Linked DNA regions of Homo sapiens: region 1 is linked to region 2. The links are chromatin contacts, found by Hi-C or POLR2A ChIA-PET in ENCODE. All regions are on one chromosome and are shown on one strand. Each heading gives the region's core, a stretch centred on a gene start or an enhancer-like site at or near the end of the contact. The rest is flanking DNA. Distances are from core to core; before and after follow the strand shown. Region 1 overlaps MBNL1 (muscleblind like splicing regulator 1). Region 2 overlaps MBNL1 (muscleblind like splicing regulator 1).

Region 1 (6,333 bases), core at 2,800-5,299, 53 kb after region 2:
TCTGTTGACCCCTGCTGGGAGGTGTCTCCCAGTCAGGAGGCACAGGGGTCAGGGACCCACTTGAGGAGGCAGTCTGTCCCTTAGCAGAGTTTGAGTGCTGTGCTGGGAGATTCGCTGCTCTCTTCAGAGCTGGCAGGCAGGAACATTTACGTCTGCTGAAGCTGCACCCACAGCCGCCTCTTCCGCCAGGTCCTCTGTCCCAGAGAGGTGGGAGTTTTATCTGTTAGCCCCTGACTGGGGCTGCTGCCTTTCTTTCAGAGATGCCCTGTCCAGAGAGGAGGAATCTAGAGAGGCAGTCTGGCTATGGCAGCTTTGCAGAGCTGTGGTGGGCTCTGCCCAATTCGAACTTCCCAGAAGCTTTGTTTATACTGTGAGGGGAAAACCACCTACTCAAGCCTCAGTAATGGTGGACGCTTCTCCCCACACCAAGCTTGAGAGTCCCAGGTCGACTTCAGACTGCTGTGCTGGCAGCAAGAATTTCAAGCCAGTGGATTTTAGCTTGCTGGGCTCTGTGGCGGTGGGATCCACTGATCCACTTGGCTCCCTGGCTTCAGTTCCCTTTCCAGGAGAGTGAACAGTTCTGTCGCTGGCCTTCCAGGTGTCACTGGGGTATGGAAAAAAAAAAAAAAAAAAAAAAAACCTTCTGCAGCTAGCTTGGTGTCTGCCTAAATGGCTGCCCTGTTTTGCGCTTGAAACCCAGGGCCCTGGTAGTGTCAGCACTCGAGGGAATCTCCTGGTCTGTGGGTTGTAAAGACCATGGGAAAAGCATAGTATCTGGGTTGGAATGCACCATTCCTCATTGCACAGTCCCTCATGGCTTCCCTTTGGTGGGGGAGGTTGTTTTCTCACCCCTTGAGCTTACCGTGTGAGGTGATGCACCCCCCCTGCTTTGGCTCGTGCTCTGTGGGCTGCACCCACTGTCTAACCTGTACCAAAGAGATGAGCCAGGTACCTTAGTTGGAAATGCAGAAATCACCCACTTTCTGCATTGATCTCACTGGGAGCTGCAGACCTGAGCTGTTCCTGTTAGGCCATCTTGCCAGCCACTCATATTTTACTTTTAAGTGATTAGGTTGTTTGGGAGAAATGGTGATTTAATGGAAAACTTATCCATGTTTACATATTTTAAAATTAGATTTATAAATGAAGATTTTCAAATATGTACAAAAGTAGAGAGAATAGTGTAATATACCATAATTCAGTGTTGATGATTTTCCTTATTTATTGATCTTGTTGCTTCTATCTTCTCACTTTTTTGGGAGGAGGGAATAGGCTAGAACATTTTAAAGCATATCTTAAATGGCATATAATTTCTTGTGTATATGCATCTTTTACATATAAAGGCTGTTTTAAAAATGAGTTGCTGCTTTATAGTTTCTTCTTTAGAAACATATAAGATTAAAGATAAAAGAAATAGAATAGGGAAATAGCCTAGCTATAGAAACAGCACTTTTAAATTTCATATGTACAGTGATTTATTATTTGCAAATCATCTACTTTTTAAAAGTATGATACTTTATTATTTGCAAATTATTTAATTTTTAAAAGTGATTTTTGTGGGAGGTCAGAGTTGGATGGAGAAGGGTCATTTTCATTTTTGATTAGAGGATTCTTGTAATGACCTGATGAAAACTGCTCTGAGGGCATCTTCAGCTGGAAAGTATGTATTACTACTTTCTGTAATCAGGGTCAGCCACCAGTGTCTCCCAGGAGCACAGCAAGTAGTCATTTCCCAGCTCTATTATAAATCACTAAGTAATCACACTGCAGTGTCTTAAACCCATAGAGTTGACAGATATGCCTGGTATTCCCCTTATATGCCGTGACCATTCAAACTAGGGGGTCAACTTGGACTCAAAGTAAGCTGACTGAAAAATGGGCAGCATACGAATACCAGGAAAGTGAAATTGAAGTCACACTTATTAAATAATCTAGATCACATTTGCCAAACAAAGTGTTCACTGTGGATCTGAAACATGTAAAAATAAATGGAAAAGTAGAGGAAGGCTTCAGGGATGCTTGAGCTGTTTCTAACATGGCATGTATAAATTGCCACACCCACTGTCTTCTGCCCACTGGCGGCAAATCCTTTGTGTTCTCATAGGTCAAAAGAGGACTCAGGAAATGGAAGTAATTATTTTTCCCATGAGCAAAGAAGAGTTGATTTCATTATATTATTTCTTGGAACTTGTCTGTTATTTTCATATTTTATTTATGTGGCAAAGAAGATATCTTCTAAGACATGCATATTATAAGAAGTTGAGGTTATTTTTTGTTTGCCTGTTTGCTTTTTTTTCGCGACAGACTCTTGTTATGTTGTCTAGGCTGGTTTCAAACTCCTGGCCCCAAGCAGCCTTCCTTCTTCAGCCTCCCAAGTAGCTGGGATTACAGGCGTGTGCCACCACACTTACCCAGCGGAGTTGGGGTTGTTAAGCTACTTTTGAGAATCGTTGTATTCTGCAATGAATAAAGATGGGTTTGCCCAAAAGAAATTTTTTTCCTCAAGTAAAGCATTGGCACTAAAAGGCTCCTCTTGACAATCTGTTTATAGCTATTCTCACAATTAAGTGTGGAGAATTAGATTAATTCCATTGAAATCATAAATGCACTGCAATCTGTAGATTATCAGTTAGTTTAGATAAACACCACTGATTACTGTTGAATTATGCATACAAATATTTATAGCATCTTGTATAAGGTACTTGTAAAAATAAATAATGATTATAATAATAAAGATTTAGATCTGGGTGTGGTGGCTCATGCCTGTAATCCCAGCACTTTGGGAGGCCAAGTGGGGAGGATCACTTGAGGCCAGAGTTCAAGACCAGCCTGAGCAACATAGTGATTGGTATTAGGTCTTCTTCACATGTTTGGTAAAAATTCAGCAATGAAACCAGTAAGCCCCAGGCTATTCTTCTCAATATCTACAAACAAAACAAAAAAGTTAGCCAGGTCTTCGATGTGTGCCTGTAGTCCTAGCTACTTGGGAGTCTGAGGTGGGGGGATTGCTTAAGCCCTGGAGGTTGAGGCTGCAGTGAGTCGTGATTGCTCTGCTACACTCCAGCCGGGGTGATGGAGCCAAGACCTTGTCTCAAAAAAAAAAAAAGACTGAGTACTTAAATTTCTATATCTTTTTCCATCTTGAAAGGAATATTTTCCAACTGGTTTAATACTGTTGTTTAATAAGAATAAGATATATCCTTAAATTAAACAACAGTATTAACCAGATTTTGAGATGCAATGTTAGCCACATTTATTTCCCTTTAGCCTTCAGAAAAATCTAAGTTTAGATACCAATTCTTTGTTTCCTGGATAAATTTCTCCATTTTTCTTTATATATTTCTGCTCAGAACTCATACTGTCAGGCCGGTATCATACCCATGGTATCTTATATTCCAACTATAAGATGCATGAATATATTAATAAGTTTTTAGTTTTAAGTGTAGTATGACATACTTTACAAAAGTTTTCAAGTTCAGAAATAGTTTCTATTTATGATAGAAATATTTAAAATGTAAGATTTTTTTCTTGAGAAAAGACTATATTTTGTTAACTTTTTCGGATTATACAAGTATTTGACTCAGATGTCTCAGAAAAGTCTCACATATTATCTCGAGGAAACATACATTGAATTATGCTTTAATTGTTTATCTCCATTGTTTTAATCTTTTGTCTAATACAGTGATATAGTTTTCTCTTCATAGTTAGACTCTCTTAAAAAAGAAGCTCTTGAGAGTGTAGTTATGTGTGGTTCATCCGTAAAATAAGAAGCTGTTTTAGAAGTAAAATGTGATGTTTATGGTGGACAAGACTTGCTGACTAATGGTTGTTGGAAATTTTCCATTTGTCAGATTGTTATGTAGATGATCATATATTAAATATAGCTAAGAGGAGAGCAAAAGCCCAAGGAATCTAAAGAACATTTTTTTTTGGCTAATAGTATGTTTTTAGGAATAAGAGCTGCTGTAAAGAATGCAGAAGCCTCATGTCATTAGCTGCACGTCCATCTCCTAGCAGATGAGCTGAGGGGTGCCACGCACTCTCTCTATATATATACGCACACACACACGTGCATGCGCACACACACACATACACACACACATACATATATATCTCTTCTTGGGGAAAATGGGTCTCGCTGCTTCACCTGAAGTCTGCATGCTTTTTGTTCCCTATTTTTTGCTAGTTTCATTTCCTCACTTCCTCTTTTCCCTTTTGTTCCCTTTTCCCCGTACTTCCCCTAGACTTAAAATGTTACATGAAGTTGAGTTTGTGGCTAGTGATTTACATGCGAACTTGTTGTTTTAAAACAAAGCCCCAAAACTGTGGCAGTGAGGATAATACAGCAAAAACAGTGAGGCTATTCCAAGTAGTTGAAAGATTTTCATTGTGAGTGAGAAGCCATTAATGATGGTTGTGGTTGTTCCTTTTTTCAAAGGTTTTCTCATTTTTGATAAGATGATATTTTACTACATTTAATAGAATTATGCTTAGATAAGATGCTTTTTTCATTGAATTGGCCTGGTCCTTGTTTTTATGTGGGCCTTTGAATCTGGGTTGATTTGAAACTACCTACTGCTGTCCTCTATACTGTCTGCAGAGACCTGAACCTGTAGATCATATAGAAGTCGTGTAATAGCTAGGACCCATCAGGTGGTTATAGAACCGAAATTAAATTCAAGCCCCAACACCTCCACTCGTCAGCCATAGACCGTTAGTAAATTAACCTGTTAATTTATATTGTATTATCTCTTATTTGGGGACAATAAAAGGCCTATTGAATAGAATTTTAGGGTCTAATACATGTGAAGCTCTTAGAACTGTGTATAGTACACATTATATAGCAAGAAATGTTTGTTGTCATTATGTGTTCAAAGGCAAATTGTTGATGGAATTGAAACCTATATTGTGACACACATTAACATATTTGGAGGCCACATTCATGTTTCAGAATCTTTGGTATTGTTTAAAATTATTTAACATTGAGTAAATTAACTGACTTCTACAGTGACCTAAATTTGATCTATGATCAGATCTATCATGTTAATCTATTGTTTCATAATAGGTTGAGCTATCAAATGATGGACACAAGGATAAGGTATAGGAAATCTTCGCTTACTGTCTTCCGTGGATTCTTGGAAACTATGACTTGACATGAAATGGAGTATAACAAAACCAATTGTTTTTCTCATTAGTGTTATAACTAAATGACCTTGAAGGAAACGATATTATTTGAGGACCTGCTGTATATTGTTTTATGTAAAGTAACAGTTTCTAAGAACCTATTGGTGATGTTAAGTGAGGACTAACTATATTAAGAATGTTTCAGGCCATGTGGGATGGCTCATTCCTGTAATCCCTGTGCTTTGAGAAGCCAAGGCAGGAAGATTGCTTGAGGCCAGGAGATCGAGACCAGCCTGGGCAACATAGCAAGACCTCATCTCTACAAAAACAAAACAAAACAAAAAAACAATTCACTAGGTGTGTTTTCTAGCTACTTGGGAGGCTGAGGTGGGAGGATCACTTGAGCCTAGGAATTAGAGGCTGAAATGAGGCACAATTTCACCACTGCACTCCAGCCTGAGTGATAAAGCAAGACTCTATGTCTATTTTTTTTAAAAATTAATGTATGTTCTAGCTACTCAAGAGAGATATAGTAATGTACTTTTTAAAAATATTTCTATTTTGCATGATAGCTCCTACCAAGAAACGGGTACAATATAATGCAACAACATGTTTTTAATGCTACCTCTCTATATTTATTTAGGTAGGTAATAGTATATTTCTACCTGGTATTTATGTAATAGCTAGACAGCTTTTTGCAAAAATCTTTTTAAATGTACTTATATCATTACTTTTTCCTTTGAAAGATTTTCTCTTTGAAATCTTCCAAGGCTTTTTACAATTCCAATAATATCAAGAAATCATACCCAAGATACTATTTTGCATCATTATTGAAACAGGAGTTTTACTTTTTATCCTTATGTTATTTATTTATTTTATATTTAGAGACAAGGTCTTGCCCTGCTGCCCAGGGTGGGATACAATGGTGCAATCATGGCTCACCGCAGCCTCAACCCATCAGGCTCAAGCAAACCTCCTATCTCAGGCTCTCAAGTACCTGCAACTACAGGCACATGCCACCATGCCTGGCTGATAATTGCATTTTTTTAGAGATCAGGTGTCACTATGTTGCTCAGGCTGGTCTCACACTCCTGGGCTTAAGTGAGTCCCCCTCCTTGACCTCCCAAAGTGGTAAGATTACAGGTATGAGCCACCATGCCTGGCCTGAAGTTTAAAATGTATGTTTGTAGTAGACTGAATACTCTATCA
Region 2 (6,665 bases), core at 539-3,038:
AACTCCATGTTCCCTGTCTGGAAGCTTTATAAGGCCGTGCCTTAGTCTTCTTAAGCCTAACACATTGTAGCCTTCCAATAAATATTACTTTATTTGTATTAAATTTAAAATGGAATAGAATGTGGTACATCACCAGCGTTCATAGCTCCTGACCCATGCCATAACTTTCCTTGCCCCATCCCCAAGATTAAAAAAACACAAACTATTAGACTAATTATAGTCATTACAGTTGTAAATTAGGTCATGCATTTCATTAAAAATTGACGCAGCTCCCTTTTTGAAAGGCTATGTCACGGAAATGCAAACTAGCCTTGTATATAGAACACTAAAATCATTTAACTTGAATTATTCTAATTACGATACCACAAAGATTAAAAAATACATCTATATTATCTCAGTCTGATAACTGGGCTGGGAAAAAATGTCAGTTTTGATATGTAACAAGATTGGTATGAGTTATTTTACGTGACAGTTTTATTGATTGATTTTTTTCATTTATAATCACTAATTTTGTGAGGTTTTCTCCCCTGCAGCAGTGGACTGAAAAAGTTAACATTTTTCTGGCATTTTTTAAGCGCTAAGAGTAGAAATCAATAGTTAAATTGACCTAATAAAAGATCTGTGCATCCTACTACTGTGACAAGAAGAGCAACAGAAAGCAACATGTATAGACTCTTAACAAGGCTCAAGGCACATTTTGGATTTGTTTTGCATATGAATTTAATAAGCATGAGACAGTGCTAGTGAATTACATTTGTTTTATTGAGTCTATTTAAGCCAGGATACTGTTAAGTAATAGACTGACGGTTTGTGGGAGCCAGATTCAGTAACAGGTCAGCAACAGACTTGCCACATGCCAAAAATGGGGTTATACTGGTTTCAGTTTGCTAACTGCCTAAGTAAACTTGTGTAGAATTTGCATTTTTTGCTTTGCAATTACTGGTTACTTCTCTTTAACATTACATTTGCATTCTATGTAAAAAATAGATTTTATATTTAATTCAAAATTTATCCAAATGTACTTACTCATTGGACATTATTTTTAAATGATAAAGGAACTTAAAAAAGTGATAGGATCAATATAGTAATAATTCTAACTCCCTTTTATACCCATATAAAATTCATTTAACTAGACTTATTCATTCAACAATATTGTTAAATAACCTAAAGGAATTTTTTTAAAGAAATAGTGTAAACATACAAATATGAATAATTTGAACTCCCTTTTATATAAATATATCTGTAGTCACTAACTGTAAATAATTTAAAAAATATATATGTACACACACGTGCGTGCACACACACACACACGTCATGCCTTAACAATGGGGATATATTCTGTGTGTCATTAGGGTATTTCATTGTTGTGTGTACATCATAGAGTATACTTACACAAACCTAAATGGTATAGCCTACTACACATCTAGGCTGTATAGTACGGCCTATTGCTCCTAGGCTGCAAACGTATACAGCCTGTTATCCTATTGAATACTGTAGGCAGTTGTAACATAATGTTATGTATTTGTGTATCAAAACATACTCAAACGTAGAAAAGATATTGTGTTGTGCTATGAGGTTATGATGTCTACAAATGTCACTGGGTGGTAGGAATTTTTCAGCTCCATTGTAATCTTATGGGACCACCATCATATATGTGGGTCCTTTGTTGACTGAAGCGTTGTTATACAGCTATTGACTATAGTTAGTGAAAAAATCTAGTTCTATGATTGGTTTTGTTCCCTCCTTTCTTATGATCACTATTCATTCAACACCTTTTATATGACATGCAGTTTGAAAGCACAGGGTATGCAAAAATTATCCCCGTTTTCGGTTGCAGTATCTGTTGCTGACCCAGATAACTTCATTTCCTTCAGCTGTGCTTTCATTTTCAACTTCTCTAGTTGGAAATAAATCCTCTTGTGTTGCCCCTTGAGGGAGAAATCGTTTAGCAGGAAATCACTTACTAATCACAGTTCATTAATCACATATAAAGAATACTTTATAAATGTCAACTGTCATTCATAGAAAATGTATGTTACCTTGAGGAATGTCTATGAATTACTTATTCATTTTCATTGCCTTTCACACATTATATTCCTTAGGAGTTTATTAATTTCAAATATAAATTGACTATGACTTATACAGAGTCTTGCAAACAAGAGAGATAGCAGTTTTGCACCTTTTCTTTGATTTACTTGTTATCTTCCTGGTCATGTAGTTAGTCTGTTAAAGTCACTCTGCCTGTATAGCTTGTTGAAGGTTACAGGCAGTGGAGTGCTGGAACTGGTTTATGTCGAGACCTCTTCCCAATTCCATGTTCAATGATGTCTTTGTTGATAGCTTAAAATTGGCTATGGTGAGAGCGTTTACACTTTGGAAATTGGCAGATGGCAACCATAGTTCTCTCCTAGACAACCACTTATTAAACCTTTAGCAGCACTCACTGTTTATAGTGTTCTTTTTCGTTTTTTAAAAATACTTTTATTATGAGGAATAGCCATGTAGAATTTTATTTCCAGATATTTTGTTGTTTAAAACCCTAAGAACATCACTCACTATACCAATTGCCAACTGAGTAACTGGGAAAGTTACTTAGCTTTTCTGTGCCCAAATGTCCTTATCTGTAAGACGGGGATGATAATAATAGCACGTACCTTGGGATTGATGTGAGGTTGAATAAGAAACACATTTATTTCAGTGAATACATAATGACCTGGAATGAATACTCAAATAATGCTACCTGTTATCTCTCTGTACTTTAATTAATAGATATTTATTGATCCCTTACTAAGTACTTAGCATTTTGCCATGTACAGTGGGTCATCTACTGAGACTCAGTACCTCCCACATCAAGTTATTAGCCACATTGACCTGTGGCAAATGACTTCTTTTGATGTTCCCATGTAATGCCACATACCCGCCCCCCCCCGCCCGCTTTTTTTTCATTTGTTTTTGTTTGTTTTTTGGTCTTTCTGCCTGGGACTCTTTTTTCTTCCTACATGAGTTTTGCAGACCTTTTCCATGTTTATATATGGCTCATACATTCCCTCCTCTAGAAAGCTTCTCCTCACTCTAGACCTGGCCACATAACTGTTTTGCCTCTTTGCTTATGTAGTTTGGAGTATGAATCATAATAATTATGTATCTTACTCCATCTCTGCATTTGATTCCACAGCCTACGACTTACACCTTTGTGTTCTTAACCTCTTAGTAAGAAATGCCTGACACGTAGTAGACTGACTAGAAGTGTACATTGAATGTTTGCTGGTTAAAGGAATGGAACATGGACTTCACTCATAGAGACCTTACTATTTGGTTGAAGAGATAATGCATACACATGTGACATGAAGGTAAACACAAAATATATTGAAGATATCTGTATTTTATTTTTTTTAGTTTATAGTTAATTTTTACATACTATATATTTTTGTAGTAGGTAAGTCAATTATTTTCATGCTACAGATATGGACATTTATGTATTTATGTACAAATACATTGATTTAGGTTATCTAGGCCAGATTGTAAGTAGCAAAGCCCTGTTTGTAAACCAGGTTTTGTGACTTCAGGTTAGAAATATTAAAAAAAAAAAAAAATCCTTAATTGCTCTTCCAGATATGAACTCATTCTTTTTTTTTTTCCCCTGTGATTTCTGTCTTTTTTGTTTGTTAAGTTTAAAAAATTTATGGCAATTTTTAAATGTACATAATATTAGAGAAACAATATAACAACCCCCTCCATATATCTATCAGTCAGCATTTTGTATGCATGTATCCGTATGTGCATCAGCCAACATTTTGCCCTTTTTGTTACCTTTCACACTCCTTTTACCCCTGTAGCATGTTAAAAGAAGTCTCAGACATCCTATCATGTCACTTATACTTCTTCAGTAGTATCTCTGACAGTTAAGAACTTATTTTAAATATAACTCCATTTCCAAATCTATGAAAATTGACGACAATTTTATTGTATCATTTGATAGCCACTTTATGTTCAACTTTTCCTGATTGTCACAGCAATGTCCTTTTTTAATAGGTACGTTTTTCCAGTTAGCATCTATGGTGTCATTTAGCTTGTTCTTCCATCATCCTTATTTTCTGTAAACTGAAAATTAGAGTCGAGTTTAACTTTAATGTTATTTATTATTATTTGGGGGGAACATTTCCTGGAAGGTTCTGTATACTTTCTATTTCATCATATCAAGAGGACATAATTTTAGTAATCCCTGCTTTTAATGATGCTGCAATCTATCAGTGAATCAGATTGGCCTGGGCCAATCCTTATAAAGTTCTCCATCAGACTTGGATCCAATGATTTCACCTCATTGTTGATCATTTTGTAGCCATGATATTTTTTAGAGTTTGCAAAAATGGTGACTTTTAATTATATAATTTCTGCTGCGTTTATTATCAAGAATTTTTTTCATAAAGATCTTTTCATAGTAACTAATGGTCAACTTCAAAACATAGTTTATATCAGAAAAAGGGAAAAAATGCATGATATTTATCAATTTTCAGAATCAGATATTCTCTTCTAACATAAGATCTAAATAAGCTTACACATATAATCAAGGATGCCAGTAAATTTTTCTAAAAAATTTTTCCCTTGGGAAAATTATTTATTTATTTATTTATTTATTTATTTATTTATTTATTGAGACAGAGTTTCACTATTGTCTCCCAGGCTGGAGTGCAGTGGTGCAATCTTGGCTCACTGCAACGTCTGCCTCCTGGGTTCAAGTGATTCTCCTGGCTTAGCCTCCCGAGTAGCTGGAATTACAGGCATGCACCACCATGCCCAGCTAATTTTTTTGTGTGTATTTTTAGTAGAGATGGGGTTTCATCATATTGACCAGGCTGGTCTTGAACTCCTGACCTCAAATGATCTGCCTGCCTTGGCCTCCCGAAGTGCTGGGATTACAGGCGTGAGCCACTGCGCTCGGCTGATAAATTATTTGAATTGCTTCTCCTAATTTTTTTTGATTAATATGTTTTGATAACATTGTTCCTATGGTAATATTATCAAAAAAGTTTTCTTTCCTTCCTTTTTGTTTATCATTAATGTGCCTCTGTATGGTTGAATTTATTTACTCAGAAGATATTTATTGGGCATCTGTCTTTTTTTATCAAGCTCTGTGCTAGTCCCTGAGGATGTAGATATGAGCCCTGCTTTTTTCTTTTCTTTCTTTCTTTTTTTTTATTTGAGACAGACTCTCACTCTGTCACTCAGGCTGAGTGCAGTGGCATGATCTTGGCTCACTGCAACCGCCGCCTCCTAGGTTTAAGTGATTCTCCTGCCTCAGCCTCCTAAGTAGGTGAGATAACAGGCATGGGCCACCATACCCAGCTAATTTTTGTATTTTTGGTAGAGATGGGGTTTCACCCATGTTGGCCAGGCTGGTCTCAAACTCCTGGCCTCAAGTGATCTGTCTGCCTTGGCCTCCCAAAGTGCTGGGATTATAGGCTTAAGCCACTGTGACCGGCTGCTTTTTTCCTAGAATATATAGTTTGGGTTTCTTTTCCACTCGTGATGTGATTTAAAAAATTGAACCTGTTGTATATGAATGTGGTTTTGTAAACTATAATATTTGGTATCATATACTATATTTTTTTCTATATATATATATGCTACTATATAGTCATATAGTAGCATTTTTTTTTATAGCTTTCTTTGGAGTTCTTGGTCTTAGTGTCTAAAATAGTGGCCATAAAGGAATTTGGAAGTTAAGTTGTTCTTGCTGACCCAAAGAAAAATCAGATGTTTCTGTTTAGGACACTGTATGTGACAAACAAGGAAGTTTTTATTAATTTATTTTTTTGAAGAAGAATTGATGAGAGAATAATGAGAATTCCTCCAAGATTAAAAGTAAATTATAAGATCCTGTGCTATTTTAATGTAAGCCAACATTTGAATTTAATTTGACTTCTATTTTCAGTAAATTAGAGTGAAATTTTAGGGATGTCTTTATCTCCTATAGTGTGTGTTTTGCCAAGATTTATTAAGGGTAATTTTGGATTTTAGAAAATGTACAGTTTCTAAAGGCTTGTGAACGTTTTATATTGATAGAAAATGTAAGTAAGACTAGTAACACATTATTTTCTCCAAAGGATCCTGTGACTGACACAAAAAATATGATATAATATTGAATCTGCCAAAAGATGCACTGTTAATCTAGGGTTATGTTATGTTGTTATTTTATTAGGTATGTGATACTATGGTGTGAATTTTAGAATATAGGTAATTATTTAAGTAATTACTGTAATTCTAAACATCTTCTGAGATGTTTTCTCTAAAGCAGAAACTCAGCTTTTACTCATGTTTAGATAATGTGATATAGCTGTTCTAGATATTTGAGATTAGGGTTGAGGCAAATTGTTGACATATAATTAAAATGTATTTTATAACTAAAATTTAGAAGAATGGAAAAAGTTTACATTGTATTTATAAGACTTTGCTAACATGCTTTATGACATTACGGAGAAGTACTAGGAAGAAGGAGATCTTTAAAAGGAGTGATATTCTGTTTGCTTTGCTGGAGTACCTTATCAGGAAATTTGAAATCTTAGCCCTTTAATTGTGATATCTGTTAATTCTAAAACTTACACTGAATTTAACTTTGAAGGTCAACATATGGATTTTTTTAAAAACAATATTTACTCTATCAAAAG

The links. A loop is a pair of places that touch in the nucleus more often than their neighbours do. ChIA-PET counts read pairs that join two places held with the same protein, here RNA polymerase II (POLR2A). Pooled maps may share reads with other maps.
Region 1: a loop to region 2 is called in a map with no recorded cell type, with 3 times the contacts of the local background. The contact joins two enhancer-like sites. A Hi-C loop is called at or near these places in 17 of 168 maps with a recorded cell type or tissue (CD4-positive, alpha-beta T cell, CD4-positive, alpha-beta memory T cell, CD8-positive, alpha-beta T cell and 11 more), 11 of 37 single-sample maps with no recorded cell type and 18 of 50 pooled maps. POLR2A ChIA-PET finds 5 or more read pairs at or near these places in 17 of 52 experiments (A549, AG04449, BJ and 14 more).

Annotation. Positions count from the first base shown.
Region 1 is chr3:152,372,727-152,379,059 of GRCh38, forward strand. The region is part of intron 2 of MBNL1 (muscleblind like splicing regulator 1); the gene reads left to right. Among named protein-coding and RNA genes, the nearest start is that of MBNL1-AS1, 110 kb to the left of the region's middle. Within about 2 kb of position 4,050, at least 14 of the 41 ENCODE cell types and tissues checked have a DNase peak (open chromatin) inside an H3K27ac peak, as active enhancers do; they include CD8-positive, alpha-beta T cell and natural killer cell, where a contact is called at or near this core.
Region 2 is chr3:152,322,168-152,328,832 of GRCh38, forward strand. The region is part of intron 2 of MBNL1 (muscleblind like splicing regulator 1); the gene reads left to right. Among named protein-coding and RNA genes, the nearest start is that of MBNL1-AS1, 56 kb to the left of the region's middle. RefSeq lists an enhancer at 1,548-1,597. Within about 2 kb of position 1,789, at least 6 of the 41 ENCODE cell types and tissues checked have a DNase peak (open chromatin) inside an H3K27ac peak, as active enhancers do; they include CD8-positive, alpha-beta T cell and natural killer cell, where a contact is called at or near this core.